Linked DNA regions of Homo sapiens: region 2 is linked to region 1. Evidence: chromatin loops called from intact Hi-C (ENCODE). Cell type or tissue: gastrocnemius medialis. All regions are shown on one strand. Each heading gives the region's core, and the rest is flanking DNA. Links, peaks and the distances in the headings are about the cores only. Region 1 holds the start of ZNF674 (zinc finger protein 674). Region 2 holds the start of LOC105373193 (a long non-coding RNA gene).

Evidence for each region. A loop is a pair of places that touch in the nucleus more often than their neighbours do. Peaks named below come from ENCODE experiments on the same cell type or tissue, not always from the same donor. Only the 100,000 strongest peaks of a DNase experiment are listed, where the experiment ranks them.
Region 2: it touches region 1 in a loop (5-fold over the local background); 3 of 110 quality-filtered maps call a loop at or near these places.

Annotation. Positions count from the first base shown.
Region 1 is chrX:46,540,311-46,551,400 of GRCh38, reverse strand. ZNF674 (zinc finger protein 674) reads left to right here and starts at 5,980. Exons shown (of 6, transcript NM_001190417.2): 1 at 5,980-6,030; 2 at 6,790-6,900; 3 at 9,285-9,328. The coding sequence starts at 9,314. ZNF674-AS1 (ZNF674 antisense RNA 1) reads right to left here and starts at 5,911. Exons shown (of 2, transcript NR_015378.3): 1 at 5,774-5,911; 2 at 2,926-4,935. RefSeq lists enhancers at 5,642-5,791, 5,407-6,606. In gastrocnemius medialis, for the core only: a CTCF peak has its summit at 5,961; a DNase peak (open chromatin) is centred at 5,950; H3K4me3 peaks cover 2,135 bases; H3K27ac peaks cover 1,639 bases.
Region 2 is chrX:47,124,643-47,135,732 of GRCh38, reverse strand. It overlaps LOC105373193 (a long non-coding RNA gene), which reads left to right and starts at 6,183. Exons shown (of 2, transcript XR_007068223.1): 1 at 6,183-6,368; 2 at 9,358-10,013. LOC107985720 (a long non-coding RNA gene) reads right to left here and starts at 6,409. Exons shown (of 2, transcript XR_001756002.2): 1 at 6,290-6,409; 2 at 4,543-6,184. It also overlaps the pseudogene RNU12-2P. RefSeq lists enhancers at 5,879-5,958, 5,989-6,098. In gastrocnemius medialis, for the core only: no CTCF peak of the experiment used is centred there; a DNase peak (open chromatin) is centred at 6,472; H3K4me3 peaks cover 2,082 bases; H3K27ac peaks cover 1,755 bases.

The DNA of each region.
Region 1 (11,090 bases), core at 1,448-9,447:
GCAGTGAGCTGAGATCATGCCACTGCAATCCAGCCTGGGTGACAGAGTGACACTGTCTCCAATATATATACATTTTTAAATGAAGTCTAGGATTTACTTTATGGCTTCAGGGTTGTCCTTCTGGTTTATGCTCCATCATGATGTTATATAATATTCATATATATATAATTTATTTATTTTTGAGACAGAGTCTCACTCTGTCACCAGGCTGGAGTGTAGTGGCATCATCTCGGCTCACTGCAACCTCCACCTCCCGGGTTCAAGCGATTCTTCTGCCTCAGCCTCCCGAGTAGCTGGGACTACAGGCAGGTGCCACCACGCCCAGCTAATTTTTGTATTTTTAGTAGAGACAGGGGTTCACCATGTTGGCCAGGTTGGTCTCAATCTCCTGACCTCGTGATCCACCTGCCTCGGCCTCTCAAAGTGCTGGGATTATAGGCGTGAGCCACCACACCCAGCCCGTATATATTTTATTATTTTTCATATTTAATTTTAATCCACTTGGAATTTGTCATTATATATAATATGTAGGGGTCCAGGATTTTTTCCTTACAGATTTATATCACATCAATCCTGTCAATTTTCACAAACTGAAAACACCTTTAATTTTCAATACATACATGGATATACATTGGAACTCTGCCTTCTACTGACGTTTTTGTCAACCATTATAACTTAGCATAAGTAGGTTTATAATAATTTTTTTTTGCAGCAGGGTCTCACCCTGTTGCCCAGGCTGGAGTGCAGTGGCATGATCAAGCCTCACTGCAGCCTCAAAGCTCTGGCGCTCAAGTGACTCTCCCACCTTAGCTTCCTAAGTAGCTGGGACTACAGGCACACACCACCATGCCCAGATTTTTTTTTTTTTTTTTGGTAGTGATGAGGTCTTACTATGTTGCCCAGGCTGGTCTCAAACTCCTAGGTTCAAGCCATCCTCCCACCTCAGCCTCCCAAAGTGTTGGGATTATAGGCGTGAGCCACCATGCTTGGCCCCTCTCAACTTATTTTTTCATACTTTTTAAGGTAAACGTCAGACATTTAGTCTTCCCTGTCTTGGGTACAACTGAGTGGGGATGGTGTTGTGGACAGTAAAGGAATTTTGCCAAAACAGTCATAGGTAAAGAAAGGCAGATTTATCAGAGAAAGTTTGAAGATACGTTGTAAGGGTTCAATGGGCAGCACAGCAGAGAAGAGGCTGTCTGAGAGGCAGGGGCTGGAGGTTTTAAGTTTTATAAGGTTGTGCTGGAAAGGCCACATGCAAAACAAGGTATCTGGGAACAGGATGTGTGCCAGCAGGTTGTCTGCAATTAGCCATCTATAGAACAATTGTTCTCTCTCACCTGGGACCCCTTCCTTCTTGTTGCTTACTTATCAGGACTCCACATTCCATATATTCTGATTCTGGATTTTTTTGTTTCAGTGATCTAATTCTGCTCTATGCCACATTATTTACTTTAGTTTATAATGCCCTCTAATATCTTGTAAGATGAGTCTTCCCATGTTACCTCTATCCACCAAATACTCTTAGTTGTTCATATATTTTTTCTGCCAATTAAAATGAAGTATAATTGTACTATAGGCCCCTGATCCCATTTAGCATATTGGTTAAATTGCCTTAAATCTATCAATTAGGCTTAGGGACAATTTCGGTTTTTTTTTTTTTGAGACGGAGTCTCGCTCTTGCCCAGGCTAGAGTGCAGTGGCGTGATCTCGGCTCACTGCAAGCTCTGCCTCCTGGGTTCATGCCATTCTCCTGCCTCAGCCTCCCGAGTAGCTGGGACTACAGGCACCCGCTACCATGCCCGGCTAATTTTTTTATATTTTTAGTAGAGACGGGGTTTCACCATGTCAGCCAGGTTGGTCTCGATCTCCTGACATGATCTGCCCGCCTCGGCCTCCCAAAGTGCTGGGATTACAGGCGTGAGCCACCGTGCCCGGCCAGGTTTTACAGTATTAAGTCTTCACTAAGGAGTACAGTTTATTTTCCTTTATATAGATGATGTCCAACCTTCTTAGGCTTATTTATACTTGTGTTCTTGCTTTTTGAATTGCATCATTTTTCCTACTATATATATTTTACTAGTCATCATTCACATGTACATTACAGCTAATCCAGATACTACAAAGCCCATAGTTGGTATCTAGCTAGGTAATAGCCACAATACCATTTTCATTTCAGAAAAGAAAGTGACAATGCAAAGGTGGACTTGAGACACAGAGGGAAAAAGGAACCTGGAAGATAGTATGCTAAATGAAATAAACTAGACACAGAATGACAAATACTGCATTATCTCACTTAAAGGTGAAATCTTAAAAAGTTGAACTCATAGAAACAGAGAGTAGAACAGTGGTTACCAAGGACTGGGGATGCAGGAGTGGGAGACAGGAAATGGAGAGATGTTGGTCAAAAAATAAAAACACTCTTTTTTTTTTTTGGAGACAGAGTCTTGCTCTGTCGCCCAGGCTGGAGTGCAGCGGCACGATCTCAGCTCACTGCAACCTCTGCCTCCCAGGTTCAAATGATTCTCGTGCCTCTGCCTCCCAAGTAACTGGGACTACAGGTGCGCACCACCACACGTGGGTAATTTTTTGTATTTTTAGTAGAGACAGGGTTTCACTATGTTTCCCAGGATGGTCTTGAACTCCCGAGCTCTGGCAATCCACCCACCTTGGCCTCCCAAAGTGCAAGGATTACAGACGTGAGCCACCACGTCTGACCTAAAAGGTAAAAACATTCTACGATGAACAAGTTCTGCAGATCTAAGGTACAGTATGGATGGTGATGGATGTATTAGTTGATTGTGGTAACCATTATACAACGCATACACATATCACATTTTAAAAACCCACTGTTTTAGGTATAAAAAAGAAAGACATGTATTTTTAAAAAATGAAAGAAAAACACCGAGAAAAGATGAGGCAAGCATAACAAACCTAGTGGTTTTCATTTGAAGGCAGTGGTTTTTAAACAAAAGTATTTTCACAAAAGGAATGAGAACATCTCAGTATTATATATTTGATACAATTCCCAAATAAATTGTCACAATAAAACAAGGTTGCTTATGCAGAACCCTTGAAATACAATGTATGTAAAAATATTTTTACTACTGTGCTCAAGAATAGAGATTTTGAGGACAATTCTTACATATTTAAGAAGCAAAAACTTTAGTTAATACTCAGACTTTATTCAACATCAGAAAATATGCAATGAAGAGAAAATCTACAATTTAAATCAGCTTGCAGATACATTTACTTCTGGATCACAACTTACTCAGCATTAGAAAATTCACACTGGCTGGGCGTGGTGACTCACCCTGTAATCCTAACACTTTGGAAGTCTGAGGGCAGGAAGAGGCCTTGAGTCCAGGAATTCCAGACCAGCGTGGGCAACATAGCGAGACACTATCTCTACAAAAAATTTAAAAAATTAGCCAGGTGTGGTGGCGCACACTTGTCCCAGCTACTCAGGAGGCTAAGGTGGCAGGGTCCTTTGAGACCAGGGTCCTTTGAGCCGAGGCTATAGTATGCCATGATCACGCCTCTAAATAGACACTGCATTCCAAACTAGGCAACATAATGGCATCCTGTCTCTAAAATAAATAAATAAATAAGAAAATATTTGGCTGGGTGCAGTGGCTCACACCTGTAACCCCAGCACTTTGGAAGGCTGAGGCAGGCGGATCACCTGAGGTCAGGAGTTCGAGACCAGCCTGGCCAACATATAGTGAAACCCCGACTCTACTAAAAATACAAAAAAATTAGCTGGGCATGGTGGCGTGTGCCTGTAATCCCAGCCACTCGGGAGGCTGAGGCAGGAGAATTACCTGAACCCACGAGATGGAGGTTGCAGTGAGCCAAGATCACGCCGCTGCACTCTAGCCTGGGCAACAAGAGCCAATAACTCCATCTCAAAAAAAAAAAAAATTGGCTACATGCAGTGTTTTTATCACATTAACCGGTATTATGGTGAAGTTACCTTTTGAAAAGTCATCTGGCGAAAACAACTGTTAACATCAGATGACAGTGACTTTGACAAAGCATTATACTACTAGGGTAAAAATGACTGAAGAGATTGGCGCAAAATGAGGAAAGGGGCTTCGTTTCTGAGAATACCAGCTCCACTCAACACTGGATACTCTCCTGCCTATGGAAATCCACAGGGGCAGTTGCAGAGAGTGCTGCATGTTTCATAGTGTTGGGATAGGACAATGAAAACTAACATTTACCAGGTGCCTGCCACGGGCTATTCCTGGGCTTGAGGCTCTAAAGATGTCCCTTTGAACAATAACAACAGCCATCTAGGTTAGGTGGTCCTTAGCTATGGCAGAAAAGAGGGGACTGAGGCCCAAGAAGCTAGTAAGTGGTGGATTCCAGTCTTTTCTTCCAATGGATTAGTAGACACCAATGGCCCAGGAAGGGTGTTTCTTGATTTTTGAATACTAACATCATGAATAGCAAATGCTGGCATGGCAATAAGGGCATGCCCTGCATCTGGTCACATTCAAATCATCAGTCCCTTCTCTTTCTGCATAAACACTTGATCTTACAGAATCAGGATATGGAGAGATGCTGGCCAGGGCCACAGATCAGGTGCTTCTGCAGTTTGCAATTTCTTTACTCTCCTCAGGACATATTAACCCTATCATACTATTAACCCTTTTCTGCCTACTGATAGTGATATCTGAAAAGGTTATCAAATCACCTCTCCTCTAGAAATAAATAGGTTGGTATCTCTAAACCTGGCCATCAGTAACACATACACATGAAATTCTGAATGAGCAGTAATTCACTGCTCACATGTCCAAGGGAAAACAGGCTCTTTTCCTGGGACTTGTACAGGAGGCTTGGAGAGAGTCACTTCCCAGGGTCTGGCTGTATTGAGTTTGCAGATTTAGGTTGTAACTCATCCAAACTATCTGGGGAATGCAAGTTAACCTGAGAGGAGAAAGAGAAAGAGGAAAAACACTCATGTTCAAATGGAAATTAAATACGTGTCTGATAGATTACACAAATGTCTTGGACACATCTATGAACAGTGTCTGGCACCAGCTGGCTCTAGCACAGAAGGGTTTGCTGTGTACCTGAGGGAGACTCTGTCATACTTGACCCAAAGAGGCCCGCTTGGTGACCAGGCAGGCATAGTAAGCATGGAGAACAACACTTGTTCTCTTTCTCCCAGACCCAGACAGGAAACAGAAAACTTTCCTCAAGTTTACTACAGGCCTTTTTAGCGGGCCATGTTGCCACTGGCTGGCATTCTCAGAGAAAACACCTCTCCGCTAAAAAGTAAAATCCAGATTCTCCCAGGGTGTCTAAGATCCTAGGAACCGGAGCCCCACCACTGGGTAGAGAACAATCAGAATGAGGCTTTCTTCCCTCACTTCGGGAGGTTGCTGGCTCTGAAGCCCGGCTCCAAAGCCCCTCTTCCAGGCCACTTCCCCGACTGAGCCAGACCTGTTGCTCTTAGGACGCTCTGAGCCAGGCCTAGGGCCCCGCTCCATGTGGCCTGCCTGGACCCTAGAGGGCCGCGCTCTGGAGCTGCCACAGATGCCAGAGGCGCGACTCTTTTTCCTATTCCTAGGAGCGGAAGACAGAAACAGTGGCCTTGGGGACAGAGGGGTGGGAACACCCCACGTCCACTGCAAGAGAACGAAGTGGAAGAAGGGATTTCGGCTTCGGAGCCGGCAGGGGCCTGGGCACTGGAAAGCCCGCGCGGAGTTCTCTCGCCTCTCGCCGCCCAGGTACGCCTCCCCGGACCTTTTGTACGACTTACCGTTGGAAATGGTCACACATTCCTTCTCCCCTTAGAGCGAACACTGTCATAACCACTGAAGCGCGGGCCGAGGAGCGCCACATCGGCCACAGGCTTTGTTGCCCCGCCTTCAAAGCCACTGCGCGTGCGCATTGCTTTGACTTCACGTTCCCAGGGGGCTGTGGGAAGCGGAAATGCTCGGCTGACCCGGAGGGTGGCGCTTCGTTCACACTGGCTGTTGTCATCCGCCCCTGAGGTTTCAGGCTGTCGGCAGTGAAGTAAGCGGGAGGGTGAGGTGGTGATGGTTTTGATCGGGGGAAGGGGGGACGGGAGGAATGACGGGAGTTTACGGGGCCGTGGGGTCATGGGGCCACGGGTGAGCGTCCTTGTGGGGATTGAGTGACACAGGCGGTGGGCGTGAGTGTTGGGGGCGAGGTTCGGGGCCAGCGAGTGACTAATTGATTGAGTCACTCAGCGCTTGTATCCTCACCCGGTGGTAACTGCCAGACACTCTTGCAAATGTTTCACATTAGCAGGAGCCCTGTGAGGTGTTACGATGATTATTTTCATGTTATAGAGAGAAAACGGTACAGTGTGGCTTGGCAACCTGTCCAAAGTCCCGTAGGTAGCAAACCCGAGGAATCCTTTTTCTTTTTCTTTTCCTGTACTTTGTTTATCATGTTTATTGTTTCCAGTGTGTCTCTTCCTCCAGACTAGAAATCTGGAGCTGGGAATTTGAGATTTTGTTCACTGATGGATTTGCAACACGGAGAACCGGCTCATGGAAGGCAATCATTTCTTCAGTGAATAAAAGTGGCACAGCAGCCAGTCAGTTGATTCCAAAGCCCGGACTCAGGAAGGCAGGGTTTCGCTCACTGAGGATAATTGAGCTGTGCATGAATGTTAACTCTTAAAACTAGAATGAGGGGTTGTCCCTCTTCTGTTGGGTAAAAACCTTTGGGTTTCACTCAACTTCACTGCATGGAAGGGAGCATAGGTGTTGCTAATTGAATCTCCTGTGGTCATTGTGTTTCCAGGGTCAGAGTGCAGACCTGAGACCACTGCTCACCGATTTCAGACTCCAGTTTATCTGTGCCTCGGCTTCCCCACTTAGTCGCAGAAGACTTAGGCTGAGGCCCCAGGAAGAGGTGAGTTCCCTGGGTCACAGGCAGAGATCTAGTGCTATAGTGATGGCCCCAACTGGGGTGTGTTTGTCTCTGAATCCCTTGGTCCTGCCGCCTTGGACACAAGAGAGGTACGCTGAGCTGAGGCGAGTTGGAGGAGAAGCCTCAGCAAGAGCCCAGACCCAGATCCTCAGAGCAAAGGAGGCTCACGGGACAGCAGGTCCTAGAAGAGCTGGACCCGTAGTGGCCTTTGTCCCTCACTTCAGCTGAGACAGAGCAAAGCTGGCTCTACTTCCAGGTGCCATGGAGGACCATGTGACAGTGCAGTTTGATTCCTGCTGGAGGAGGGACAGGTGAAAGTCACAGGTGGATGGAGGCATGGATGTCCCCCATGGGGGCAGGTGCCCTGCTGTAGTACCTGCAAAGGCGGGATGAGGCTGGGAAGGATCACAGCCAGCCACAGAGGATTGGCCTCTCCTAGCACACCTATTTGTGCACCCCCATGCTTCCTTCTCTTGCCATTGGCTATTTCTGAATTTGAGTCAGCCCCACACCATCAACCAGGCACCTGCTTCCAGGGGAAATGCTGAGTGTCCGTTCATCCTGACCAAAGTGCAGAAAATATATTTTTAGTTTATAGAATTTCAGAGTAGTCTCTAGGTATGCTGTCATCCAGCTCTGCTGCCTTATTTCAATGCTTAATGAAAGTGGGCCAGGGGACATGACCTGCTAAGCTACACGGAGCTGAACCCTGTTGTCCTGATGGTATCACAGTGATTGCTGCAGTATGAAATGGTTACTCTGCACAGAATCTCCTTGCTGGAACTTTCTTTTGAAAATCTGCCAAAGAAGGAGGAGCATGGCAATCAAAATGCAAATCATGGGAAAGGAGGAAGTGGTGGGGTGGGAGCAGGGTAGGTGGCCAGTTAGAGAGGTGGATGCAGGGAAGCAGGCACAGTGGTTTTCAGCCCCTCACAGAACTGACAGTGCTTGGCTGTTACCCACCCAGCCCCACACCTCTCCTTCCCTGCGGCCCTTTGAGCCCTGGTTGGGCTCCTTCCTCCAAACCACATGAAGAGATCTTACTCATACACACTTGGAGAGTGTCTTTTCACCTCTAGGGCTCTGTTTGATAAGAAGTGATTTTTTAATAAATTTTAATTTTTGTTTCATTAGTAATTAATATTCCTTGTCAAAAATGCAAATAAACAAGAAAATTAAAATCACCGAACAATGTAACCAATGTCAGCATTTGAATAAATGCTGTTTGAGGTCAGGCGCGGTGGCTCATGCCTGTAATCCCAGCACTTTGGGAGGCTGAGGCGGATGGATCACCTGAGGTCAGGAGTTTGAGGCCAGCCTGACCAACATGATGAAACCCCGTCTCTACTAAAAATACAAAAATAATTAGCTGGGCATGTTGGTGCATGCCTATAATTCCAGCTACTTGGGATGCTGAGGCAGGAGAATCGCTTGAACCCGGGAGGTGGAGGTTGCAGTGAGCTGAGATCATGCCACTGCACTCCAGCCTGGGCAACAAGAGCAAAACTGCATCTCAAAAAAAAACAAAAAAAAGAATAAATGCTGTTTGAGACTTCATATTTGTACATATTGCTTAACAAAAATGAGATTACACTGCAGTTGCTTTGTTGGAACCTCCCTTTAAACACCCAGGAACTGAAAACAAAGTTCAGAAACCATCTTTAAAGCCTGTGTAGTATGCTTGTTTTGCACGTGTCATATTTTTTTACTAAGTCCCCTTTGCTGCACATTTAGTTGCTTCGAAGATTTTTTTATTTTTTTGTTTATTTTTGAGCCAGGCTCTGACGTTGTCACACAGGCTGGAGTGCAGGGACGTGATCATGGCTCACTAACCTCGCACTCCTGGGCTCAAGAGACCCTCCCATCTCAGCCTTTTGAGTAGCTGGGACTACAGGCATGCACCACCACGCCAGCTAATTTTTTTAATTTTCGGTTTTGTAGAGACAAGGCCTTGCTATATTGTCTAGGCTGGTCTTGAACTCCTGGCCTCAATCAATCCTCCTTCAGCGCCCCCCGCATGCAGGGATTATAGGCAGATTTTTCATAGTGGAAATGACAATGGTGAACATTTTGCATCTTTGTGCTAGGAATAGAACTCTTGAGATAAAGGAGATGTTAAGTTGTTACTGGTTTCTGACATGTAGATGGCTTTGGACACAAGTCATACATCTGTCCAGTAAGGGAGACAAAGTTTCATGTGCAAAACCCACATGATCTTAGTAGCGTCCCATGGAATAGGCTGAAGCTACCAGGCCTTATTTTTAGATGATTCTTCCCAGGGTGCAAAGGTAATTATTATTAGGGTGGTGATGATGATCTTATGTCTATACCCACTGAACTCAACCCTTCTAATTCTGTATTTGTAGATCTCCATCCTTTGCAGGAGCACAACAAGATGGCCATGTCCCAGGTGAGTTCTAATGTACCCCTACTTTTTTTCCAGTGAAATTGAGGCAAAGTTTGGAATCTATATAATAAACTTGAAAATACCAATTATCCCCTCTTCTCTGGCTGTTTTCTGTTCAACTTGTCCTCAGCCTCTGGTTTCTCTAATCCTTCCCCTCACCAGGAGAGAGGAAAAACAAAAAGATACCTCTCTCTACTTGTTCTTCCAGAAACTGTACCTCATCTTTTCTTCTTCTTCTCAGAGAAGAATTGTTTAAATACATAGATTCACCTTGCTTTTTCCTCTTTCTTCACTTCTAGATCGCTTGGTCTTTTTTACTGTGTTTAAGAGAATAAGTTTGTGTATAATGTTTTAATGTACATAGAAGAAACTAGTAGCCAATAAAGTTTCTATTTCTTCTCCCCCCAGTACCACGTTCCTCCTTAGAGATGTCCACTGTTAACAGTTGGGTGAAACTGTGGGGTAGATGCATTTATGTCAGTTTAATGAACTAAAAACGTACACGTATATATTTTTTTTATGCTTTTACACAAATGGCATCATATTCCCATACCCATCTTGCTTTCTGAACCTGATTATATCCTGGGTGGTGTTCCTTGTCAATATATAAAGATTGTTTTAATTCCTATTTCATAGTATGGATGTATCATGTAACTATTTTTCTATTCACAGATATTTAGGTTTTTAATTTCTTTTTCTTTTTTTTTTTTTTTTGTGACGGAGTTTCACTCTTGTTGCCCAGGCTAGAGTGCAATGGTGCGATATCGGCTCACTGCAACCTCCGCCTTCCAGGTTCAAGCGATTTTCCTGCCTCAGCCAACCGAGTACCTGGGATTACAGGCATGTGCCACCATGCCCAGCCAATTTTGTATTTTTACTAGAGATGAGGTTTCTCCATGTTGGTCAGGCTGGTCTCGAACTCCCGACCTCAGGTGATCTGTCCACCTCAGCCTCCCAAAGTGCTGGGATTACAGGTGTGAGCCACCGTGCCTGGCCTTTTTTTTTTTTTTTTAAATGGAGTTTTGCTCTTGTCGCCCAGGCTGCGGTGCAGTGGCGTGATCTCGGCTCACTGCAACCTCTGCCTCCCAGGTTCAAGCGATTCTCCTATCTCAGCCTTCCAAGTAGCTGGGATTACGTGCACGTGCCACCACACCCGGCTAATATTTGTATTTTTAGTAGAGACGGGGCTTTACCATGTTGGCCAGGCTGGTCTCGAACTCCTGACCTCAGGTGATCTACCCACCTCGTCCTCCCAAAGTGCTGGGATTACAGGCATGAGCCACTGCACCTGGCCTAATTTTTTTTTACTATTGTATACAGTACCTCATGAACAATTTTCTCTGTATCTACTTGCTCTGTAGTACCAGTGTTTATGGAGGTTATACCTGGAAGTCGGGTTTTGACTAAAAGGTAGTGAGACTTAAATTTGCCCTCCGAAATCCTTCATAATTACTCCTTTCACTAAATGTAAAGACTAGATAATTTCTGCGTTCCATTTTTCCAGGCTATTAAAGATGAAAAGGTACCCAGTTCATTTTGTGAAGCCACTTAACCTGAAATTTGAAGAGGATACTACAAAAAAGAAAATTATAGACCAGTTTCCCTTAAGAACATGGATGTCAAAATGTAAAAGTATTCTGAATAGAGCATTAAAAAATTGAACATTTAAAAGTAATGCATACACATAGTAAAAATTCAAATGAAAGTTTTGTTCAAGAAAAGGCAAAAAATAATTCTCCCATCCTCAAGATTCCTTCATTTTTTG
Region 2 (11,090 bases), core at 1,668-9,667, 580 kb before region 1:
TACATAAGTGTGAAGAAGGATTCATTTGTTCATTCAATCATTTATTCATTCATCTCACAAATATTGATCAAGTGCCTACTATGTGACAGGGATACAGCAGTGAATAAAACAGGCAAAAATTCCTGCCCTCTTGGGGCTTCCTTCAAGAGGAAGGAAGCTTATTGATTTATTAAGCTTATTTATTATCTGTAGGGGACAGATAATAAATTTAAAGAATAATTAACAATTTGGAGTAAAGATAATAGCTAAATAAGTAAAATACAGGCTGGGGACCATGGCTCATGCCTGTAATCCCAGAACTTTGGGAGGCTGAGGGGTGCAGATCCCTTGAGCTCAGGAGTTCAAGACCAGCCTGGGCAACATGGCGAGACCCCCATTTCTACTAAAAATACAAAAAATTAGCTAAGCATGGTGGCATGTGCCTGTGGTCCCAGCTACTTGGGAGGCTGAGGTGGGAGGATCGCAGAGGTCTAGGCTGCAGTGAGCTGAGATTGTGCCACTGCACTCCAGCCTGGGTGACAGAGTGAGACCCTGCCTCAAAAAAAAAAAAAAGTAAAATATATAATATGATAGTGATATATGTTGAGGAGAAAAATGAAGCAGGGAAGAATATAGTATTTGTGTGTATGTGTTTGTATGTGCGCGCACACCTGTAGTCCTAGCTACTGAGGCAGGAGGATCCCTTGAGCCCAGGATGTCAAGGCTGCAGTCAGCTATGATCCCTGCCACTGTATTCCACCCTGGGCAACAGAGCAAGACCCCCATCTCTTAAAAAAAAATTAAATTTAAAAATGACGTTTGATGAAGATCTGAGGGAAGTGTCTAATTGAAGAGAGAACTTTGAAAGACGAGTAAAACTTTCAAGACAGTCTAACACAGGGGTTAGGGTAACGTCCCCTGGAGCCATACTGCCTTGGTTCAAATCCCAGCTTCCTCCATACTAAATGTGTGACCTCATACTCCTATTTTCCCCCTCTGTAAACTGGGGCTAATGATGTTAACTACCTCGTAAGGATATCGAGAGGATTAATCTGAGTGCTTACAATGTTGTTTGACACAGATTAGCTGTTTGTAAACATTGGCTGGCTGAATGAATTAATCTTCATATTAATACAGTAATCATGGAAGTTTTTAAATTAAAAAAAACTTCTTCAAAAATGAGATTGTGGGACAATGGTTTGGGGAATGTTCAAATTGTGGACCCCAAAATGGAAGGTGGTTTTGGAACCCTGGCAGTCACTACTTCGAAGTTTTGGCTCTGTTATTGAAAGTGGTGGGGCAGGATATGGTGGCTCATGCCTGTAATTCCAGCACTTGATAGGCCAAGGCGGATAGATTGATTGAGCTCAGGAGTTCGAGACCAGCCTGGGCAACATGGCAAAACCTCGTCTCTGAAAATTTAAAAAATTACCCAGGTGGTAGCGCACACCTGTGGTTCCAGCTACTTGGGAAGCTGAGGTGGAAGGATTGCTTGGGCCCGGGAATTCGAGGCTGCAGTGAGCCATGATTATGCCACTGTACTCCAGCCTGGGTGACAGAGTGAGACCCTGTCTCGAAAAAAAAAAAAAAAAGTGGTATATATTTACTTATTTAGCTATTATCATTACCCCAAATTATTATTTGTTCTTTTTTAAAAAGATTTTTTTGGTCCTGCATGGTGGCTTACACCTGTAATCCCAGTACTTTGGGAGGGCAAGGCGGGTGGATCACCTGAGATCGGGAGTTCAAGACCAGCCTGACCAATGTGGAGAAACACCATCTCTACAAAAAATAGAAAAAATTAGCCAGGCGTGGTGGCACATGCCTGTAATGCTAGCTACTTGGGAGGCTGAGGCAGGAGAATTGCTTGAATCCGGGAAGTGGAGGTTGTAGTGAGCCGAGATTGTGCCACTGCACTCCAGCCTGGGCAACAAGAGCGAAACTCTGTCTCAAAAAAAAAAAAAAAAAAATAGTCTCCATAGTCTTGTTATGTTCCCCAGGCTAGTCTGGAACTCCTGGGCTCAAGGAGTCTCCCCGCCTTGGCCTCCCAAAGTGTTGGGATTACAGGTGAGAGCCACTGTGCCCAGCCAGCCTTGTCTTTTTGTTTTCTTTCCAACTCCTTCACCTCCTTCAAGTCGTTGGTAAACATCACCTTCTTAAAGTGGACTTTCCTTATTTAAAATTCCAATCCCCTTTTATTACTCACTCTCCAAATGTTTTCCCTGCATATCACACACAAACTGCATTAGGCATGGTGTCCTTTTAGTTATAGTCATGGTACTGGGAAATTTTTTATTTTTTTTATTTTTGAGACAGGGTCTCACTCTGTCACCCAGGCTGGAGGGTAGTGGCACGATCTCAGCTCACTGCAACCTCGGCCTATGGGGTTCAAGTGATTCTCATGCCTCAGCCTCCAGAGCAGCTGGGATTACAGGTGTGTGCCACGACACCCAACTAATTTTTGTATTTTTAGTAGAAACCGGGTTTCACCATGCTGGTCAGGCTGGTCTGGAACTCCTGACCTCAAGCGATCCACCCACCTTGGCCTCCCAAAATGCTAGGATTACAGGTGTGAGCCACGGCACCCGGCCCCAGTCTACTTCTTTTTTTTTTTTGAGACGGAGTCTCGCTCTGTTGCCCGGGCTGGAGTGCAGTGGCGCAATCTAGGCTCACTGCAAGCTCCACCTCCTGGGTTCAAACCATTCTCCTGCCTCAGCCTCCTGAGTAGCTGGGACTGCAGGAGCCCGCCACCACGCCTGGCTAATTTCTTTTTGTATTTTTAGTAGAGACGGAGTTTCACCATGTTAGCCAGATGGTCTCTATCTCCTGACCTCGTGATCCGCCCTCCTCAGCCTCCCAAAGTGATGGGATTACAGGCGTGAGCCACCGCGCCAGGCCCCCAGTCTACTTTTTAGGTGTAAAGGTGTCAGGCAGATCGCGACTCCTAGGCATCCCGCAAAGTAGGCTGGTCACCTTAGGGGCGACCTTTACCAGCTCAAAAATTCGTCTCACATTAGCAGTGAGGATTCGGGCATCACCCCGAATAACAATCGTTATTTTCCTTACTCATAAGTTTAAGACATGGTACTGGGAATTTAAAAAAATAAATTAGGTTATTTTACTGAGAGAGAAAGAGCGAGAGAGAGAGAGAGAAAGAAGAAGAGGAGGAGGAAGAAAGGGAGGAAGGAAAGAAACCATCATATTCTTTTTTTTTTAAACCATTATATTCTAAATGAAGTAACTCAGGAATGGAAAAGCAAACATCGTATGTTCTCACTTTTTTGTTCTGTTTTGTTTTTTAAGATGGAGTTTCGCTCTGTCGTCCAGTCTGGAGTGCAGTGGCGTGATCTCGGTTCACTGCAACCTTTGCCTCCCGGATTTAAGCGATTCTCCTGCCTCAGCCTCCCAAGTAGCTGGGATTACAGGTGTGTACCACTAGGCCCGGCTAATTTTTGTATTTTTAGTAGAGACAGGGTTTCGCCATGTTGGTCAGGCTGGTCTGGAACTCCTGACCTCAATTGATCCACCCGCCTCAGCCTCCCAAAGTGCTGGGATCACAGGCGTGAGCCATCGCGTCCGCCCTGTTCTCTCTTACAAGTGGGAGCTAAACTATGAGGACCCAAAGGCATAAGAATGATACAATGGGCTCTGGGGACTGGGGGGAGGGGGTGGGAAGGGGGTGAGGGGTAAAAAACTCCACATCGGATGATGGGTGCACCAAAATCTCAGAAATCACCACTAAAGGACTTTTTCATGTGACCAAACACCACCTGTTCCCCCAAAACTACTGAAATAATACTAATAAAATAAAAATAAATTTTAAAAACCCCTAAATCCATTAAGATAAGGCAGGACTGGTGGGTTGGGGCCAGATCACACAGGGGTTTGACATGTGTGTGTTCAGAAACTTATTTGTTTATTTTTAGAGATGGGTTCTTGCTATATTGCCCAGGCTGGACTTGAATTCCTGGGCTCAAGCAATCCTCCCACCTAAGCCCCCCGAGAAGCTGGGACTATAGGTGCATGCCACCGTACCCAGCTTAGAAATATATTTAAATTTTATGAATCAAAAGCCTTAATGCACCAAGAGTTCATCCAGAGTAGGGTGTGGAACTTGGGAAGGGTTTATAGCAGGAAAATGACCACAGCATGAGCCCAGCTAGGCCATGTACCGAGTGGCCTTGGGCAAGTCATTTATTCTCTCAGAACCTGTTTCTTCTTGTAGAAAAGGGGGATCATGTTGATCCCTAACTCACAGGGTGGCTGGGAGCCTTAAACAAGGCCATAACTGCAGTAAGTTCTGCCATGTATTCAGAGCTAACTATATGTTCTAATCACTTTACATGTATTATTACCCCCATTTTAGAAAACAAAAAACACCGTTCCAGTGCAGTCCTTAAGACGGCTTGGGTTCAAATCCCATCTCTGCCACTTACGGATGTTTCCCCATCTGTAGTATGACGAGAATAAATGTGCCTATTTGTGAGGATTAAATGAGACAATACATGAAGGGCATTTAGAATGACAAATAAAAAGAAAAAAAGAGAAAAAAATAACACATGATCAGCATTTAGAATTATTCCTAGTACATACAAGCAGTCAATAAATGTTAGTCAGACATCGAAGTCTCCCTGTGCAAAATTGCTCACAATTTTCTCACAAACCAGCTAGGAGAAAAAGAAAGACAATCCCACTTCTATGCAATGCATGATGAATATTACTGGCAGATATAATCAACACAAAATTACACAGTACTTAACTGAATCTCTTAACAGTTTCTATCTTACTTTCATTGACGGTTATTATTAATAATTAGTAATAACCATTAATTATTTATAAGATATTCCCCACCAGGCCTTAGTATTCTGGGGATATATAAAGCAGGGTTTTTAGAATGAAATAATTAATGAATAAAGTACTCTATATATTATCAATAGCTCCAAAGCATCATAAATGTATGTCTCCAGACCTGTTAACACCAGAGGAATCAATACATTTTCTTGTAATTTTAATTTAAAAAGCCAGAAACTCAGGATCTAGAAGAATTTGCTTTAAAAATAAGTAAGGCCAGGCGCGGTGGCTCACGCCTGTAATCCCAGCACTTTGGGAGGCCGAGGCGGGTGGATCATGAGGTAAGGAGTCCGAGACAAGCCTGGCCAACATAGTGAAACCCAGTCTCTACTAAAAATACAAAAATCAGCCAGGCATGGTGGCGCGTGCCTGTAGTCCCAGCTACTCGGGAGGCCGAGGCAGGAGAATTGCTTGAACCCGGGAGGCGGAGGTTGTGGTGAGCTGAGATCGCGCCACTGCACTCCAGCCTGGGCAACAGAGCGAGACTCCGTCTCAAAATTAATTAATGAATTAATTAAAAGCCAGTAGCAATAAAATTTAATTATACAATTTTTAAGAATATGAAATAAAAAAACAGCAAAATTAAACTTCGAAGATAAAAACTAAGTGAAAAAAAGAAACAGAAAATTAAAAATCCAAAATATTAAAAACAAAGGCACATAACCTTCGCACCTTTCCAAACTAGGATTCGTACAGATGCCACCTAAATGAAAAACACTGCTCGCTTTCCCCAGCCTCTGCCTCTGCCAAGACTCTTAAGTCATAGCGACTTCTGGGCCACCATTGTCCTCATCCAGAATCCGCTTTCTCCCTTTTCCAAAAAATTCCACTAGCCCTACAAACGTGGCCTCTTTGGGAAAGCTTTCATTTTGGAAAAAAAAAAAAAAAAAAAAAAGCGGGGGGTGGGCGCCAGAAGGGTCGGTCTGGAATCTGACCTTGAAAAAGGCTGATTCATCAAATTGAAATATATTAAAAACAATCATATGCACACATACGGGTAACATTTCTATACCAGGGTTCATTCCGGGGGGGTGGGGGGGGGGCGGTCTGGATAAAAGCCACTACCAAAGCGCTATAGGAGAAAACCAAACCATCAGCGCGTTCAATCAATCTTAGTGTTTTGAACCCGCCTCCAGATTGTTTTCCTGAATTGTGGCTGCGCAGAGACTCCGGGGTGGGATGAGAACCAAGACTGCCCCACTGCCTCCCTACCCGACTGACATTGGACACGGAACAAGAGACCTGACAGGGTCCAACAGAGAAACGCGGATGGGCTCAGAGCTTCTTTCCAGACCCGCCAGTCTCTGGTGCAACAGATGATGTCCGGGAAGAGGCGGAGCCAGGTGTGACAGTTCTGAGGGCCAAAGACAGCCGTTGGGTTAATCAATTGTTCTTTGGAGCAGCTTGGACACCTTTAGAGGGTGGGCTCTATAGGTGAAAGAACGGCAGGCGGACCGACCAGAAGTTCGTGCTCTGATGGCCGGGGATGTGCAGAACTAGAGGATGCGGAGCCGATTGACAGCAGGCCTGAGAGAGAGGTTAGCACCCATAGTTCTTCCGCGAGAAGGGGGCGGGGATTGAAACTTGATTGATGGCATTTCCGACCAGTGAGAACGTCTGAGTCAGGGGCCCTTGAGTAGTATGTGTCTTTTGGCAGTAGAGGGTTGGTCCTTACTTTGACTGACCCTCTTATCATCCAATAAACATGCCTACTTGCGTTGGGGGCGGGGCGACTGAGTGCAGAAAAGACGGGATCTTGTCCTTGTCCTCGTTTCCCTTAAAGAGGAAACTCAGTTCCACCGGTAGCTCCCTACCCGCTTATCTGTTTTTTATTTTATATTTTTTATTTTTTTGAGACGGAATCTAGCTCTGTCGCCCAGGCTGGAGTGCAGTGGCACGATCTCCGCTCACTGCAACCTCCGCCTCCCGGGTTCCAGCGATTCTCGTGCCTCAGCCTCCTGAGTAGCTGGGATTACAGGCGCCCACCATCACGCCCGGCTAATTTTTGTATTTTTAGTAGAGACGGGGTTTCACCATGTTGGCCAGGCTGGTCTCGATCTCCTGACCTCAATTGATCCGCCCGCCTCGGACTCCCAAAGTACTGGAATTACAGGCGTGAGCCACCGCGCCCGGCCTTATCTGTTTTTTAAAAGGCATATGATGCTTTAAAAAATTCGAAAGTCACAGATTTAGAACAGTTTAGCTTTTCCGCGCTGTACAGAAACGATGGCCTCACTGCACCTGTGAAAAAAGAGCCGCCCCAGAAAAGGCAGTCTTAGGGTTGGGGAGTTGGCCTAGGATTGGAATTTGATTTGAGATTTTAGGCCTGAGAGGCTACAATGGAGGGCGGGTGTTTCTGATAGAAGATTTCTGGGGTGAGTGATGGAAGGGTTCTAGGGACAATATTGGGGTCTGTGGAGATCAGTAATAGATGGTTAGTGGAAAAGCTAAACTGTTCTAAAGCTGAGACTTTCAAACGTTTTAAAACATCATATGCCTTTTTAACAGATAAGCGGGTAGAGAGCTACTGGTGGAATTGGTCAGTCTGGGTCACCCATGTAGACGCCCATAGTAAGAGCCTATTCTCTGATGAGGCCGACTGGAATCAAACAGCTGATGCACTTCTAGTTCACTGCCCCCTGAACATGGCAATGCATCCACCATCATAGACTGGGCACAAAGTAAAGGACTCTATGTTTCTGACACAGACCATTTGCAGTCTGGCAGTGGTGTGCCTTTTGTTGCAAAGGCCACCCAACTATGGGTCAGTAGTCAAAGCCTTCCATAGATGTTCTATGTGCCCTACCATGGGCAGGTATCTGATATTGTTAAATATTGAAATGGCCTCCTCAAAAATGAACTCAAAAGGATTGCAGAACCTACCTCTCTCTCCTTCTCCTGGTCCACTCACCTTAGTAAGGCAGTTTGGTCACTAAATGTGGCTGTCCCAAGAATGGCATTATCTCCCATTGGGTACCTCAGATAATGGTCGGAACAAAAGGGGTGGGCTATAGAGGCATTTGGGATTCTGCCCTGGCCGTTCCTGGACGTGATGTATTTTTCTTTCCTTTAACAGTAATCACAGGTTCCAGGCTAGCCTAGTTGGTAACCCTCCAGGCAGCAGCCCAGCCCAAAAGAGCCCTAGGGGACTTAAACTTTTTTTTTTTTTTTTTGAGACTGAGTCTCGCTCTGTTGCCCAGGCTGGAGTGCAGTGGCGCAATCTCAGCTCACTGCCACCTCTGCCTCCTGGGTTCAAGTGATTCTCGTGCCTCAGCCTCCCAAGTAGCTGGGATTACAGGCACCTACCACCACGCCTGGCTAATTTTTGTATTTTCAGTAGAGACAGGGTTTCACCATGTTGGCCAGGCCGGTCTCGAACTCCTGACCTCAGGTGATCTGCCCACCTTGGCCCCCCAAAGTGCTGGGATTACAAGTGTGAGCCACCATGCCTGGCTCGGACTTAAAGTTAATTCTGGTCAGTCACCTGAATTCTCTTGTTGGGTGGACACGGTCCTAGATCCTAATGACAATGACCACTTGATTGAGTACACCACTCACCAAGTTCCCATACAGCAGCTCACACTGACTAAGATAGAAGACATAAAAAAAAAATCTCTGTAAATTTTATAAAAATGCCTTTGGCCCTCTTGTACTTGACCCTTCTGGATGAAAGGTCTGGGTACAAATAGGGGATGATTGGGAAAAAGTGAAGTTACAGGCTCTGGGATGGGATACATTGATTTCATGAGGTGTGGAAGGAGAGCATTTGGGGAGTGATATGGTTGGTTTGGCTCTGTGTCCCCACCCAAATCTCACTTCGAATGGTAATCCCCCTGTGTCAGGGGAGGGACCTGATGGGAGGTGATTGGATTATGGGGGGAGTTTCCCCCATGCTGTTCTTGTGATAGTGAGTGAATGAGTTCTTACGAGATCTGATGGTTTAAAAAGTGCATGGTGCTGGGCACGGTGGCTCACGTCTGTAATCCTAGCACTTTGGGAGGCCAAGGTGGGCAGATTGCCTGAGTTCAGGAGTTTGAGACCACCCTGGGCAACATGGTGAAACTCTGTCTCTACTAAAAATACAAAAGGTAGCTGGGCGTGGTGGTGTGTGCCTGTGGTACTAGCTACTCAGGAGGCTGAGGCGGGAGAATGTCTTGAACCTGGGAGGTGGAGGTTGTAGTGAGCCGAGATCACGCCACTGCACTCCAGCCTGGGTGACAGAGCAACACCCTGTCTCAAAAAAAAAAAAAAAAAAAAAGTGGGTGGCTTTCTTCCCTCGCTTTCTCTCCTGCTACCTTGTGAAGAAGGTTCTTGCTTCTGCTTCACCTTCTGCCATGATCGTGAGTTTCCTGAGGCCTCCCCAGCCATGCAGAACTCTGAGTCAATTAAACCTCTTTTCTTCGTAAGTTACCCAGTCTCAGGTAGCTCTTTATAGCAGTGTGAAAATGGACTAATACAGGGAGGGAATATCTTAGACCCTGAGAGGTGCAAGATGGGGAGAAAATGAATGCTCTCTTTGTCCCCTAGATCGAGCACTCACAGCCCAACAAAACAATCATCTGCTCTGCTGGAGTCAAGCAGCAGGTGCAGCTGGCAATCTAACCTGCTGCTAGGTTTGCCATCACCGTCCTTGGGTGACAAAACCAGAAAAAAGCATGTGAGTATGGCTGCTCCTGAATTACTCTGCTGTGCCTGATGCCATCAACAGCAGCTCCTAAACACAGGCTTCCCTCATACCTGTAGACATACGTGGGCCAGCACAACCTTGTTTAGATCTGATTGATCCAAATTCATCTGCTTCTCCTGGCACCCAAGTGGCCTTGGATTATGCCACGTTTAGAGATTTAAGTACAAGCACTAAGATGCTACTTGCTATAGGTGGAATGTTTATGTTACCTCAAAATTCATATGTTGGAATCCTAAGCCCCAAGGTATTAGAAGGTAGGGTCTTTGGGAGGTGATTAGGTCTTGAGGGCAGAGCCCTCATGAAAGGAATTAGTGCCCTTATAAACGGGGCCCCAGAGTGCTCCCTTGTTATTTTCTCCATGTGAGGACACAGTGAGAGGATGGCCATCTGTGAACCAGGAAGTGGACCCTCACCAGATGCAGAAATCTGCTGGCACCTTGATCTTCGACTTCCAGCCTCCAGACGTGTGAGAAATAAACTTGTTGGTTATATGCTACCCTGTCTATTGTATTCCATTATAGCAGCCTGAATAGACTACTGCTCATAACACTTTACCAAACCAATGTAATGGTGAGTCCAATCAAGTTGAACAACAAATGCTGAAGTGAAATGAACTGTTCCCCTTTGGATGGTATATTTGTATATGGGGGGAACAGTAGGTAACAGAATGTCTCTCCACTGGGACAGGGTTTGCTTTGGGGCCCATGTATTGCCCCCTAAATTATTGACAGTATGCCAAACGTCAGCGCATCAGTCTAAATTCCTTTGTGTGGGTTGTAGCGTATAGTAACCTGGCCTTAGTTTTACTACTTTGTAGCTGCCTAAAGATACAAGGCCCCAATCACTGATTACCCCAGCCATTTCTCAGGGTTGTGATGACACCGAGCAACCCTGTGGGATGAGGCAATGTCTCCCTCTGGGGCAAAAAACAGGCTGGATCACCCATGCTCAGTGTTTCTTGGCTGTGATGTAAACCTATTGTGTGTGCAATGTCCACCAGGGACCCTCTGCATCACTGCTGTGGGACTTGGAGGACATGGGGAGCAGGTGCCCACGTGACGTGCAAGCTGCTTGCTGTCCTAGGAGCAGGAAAATCCTTTGTCTCAGCCTCAGGAGTCTCATGTTTTCTGTCAGCATCTCTAAAACATGTTAGCTTGTAAGAGGGTGAAGTCTCAGACCTTTCGCAGACCCTGACAATCAACAGTGGAGGGATTTTTCTTTATGCTCTGACAGTCTCTATGGTCTGGCCACAGTTTTGGAAGATCAGTGATTGGTTGCCAGTGGTGTCAGGATGAGGCTCCAGGGACTCGAATCCTGAGGTAATTAATAATTGGAGGCCTTTGAGGCTACTGATTGAGGGTCTGTGGCTGTCAATCATTGGGAGAGGGGCCATAGTGGTAGTGTTCGTGTGAGCCAGTGATGAGTGACGCTCTGTGCTTCCTTCCTTCCTTCCTCCCTCCCTCCCTCTCTTTCTTCTTTCTTTCTCTCTCTCTCTTTCTTTCTTTCTCTTTTCCTTCCTTCCTTTCTTTCTCTTTTCCTTCCTTCCTTCCTTCCCTCCTTCCTTCCTTCCCTC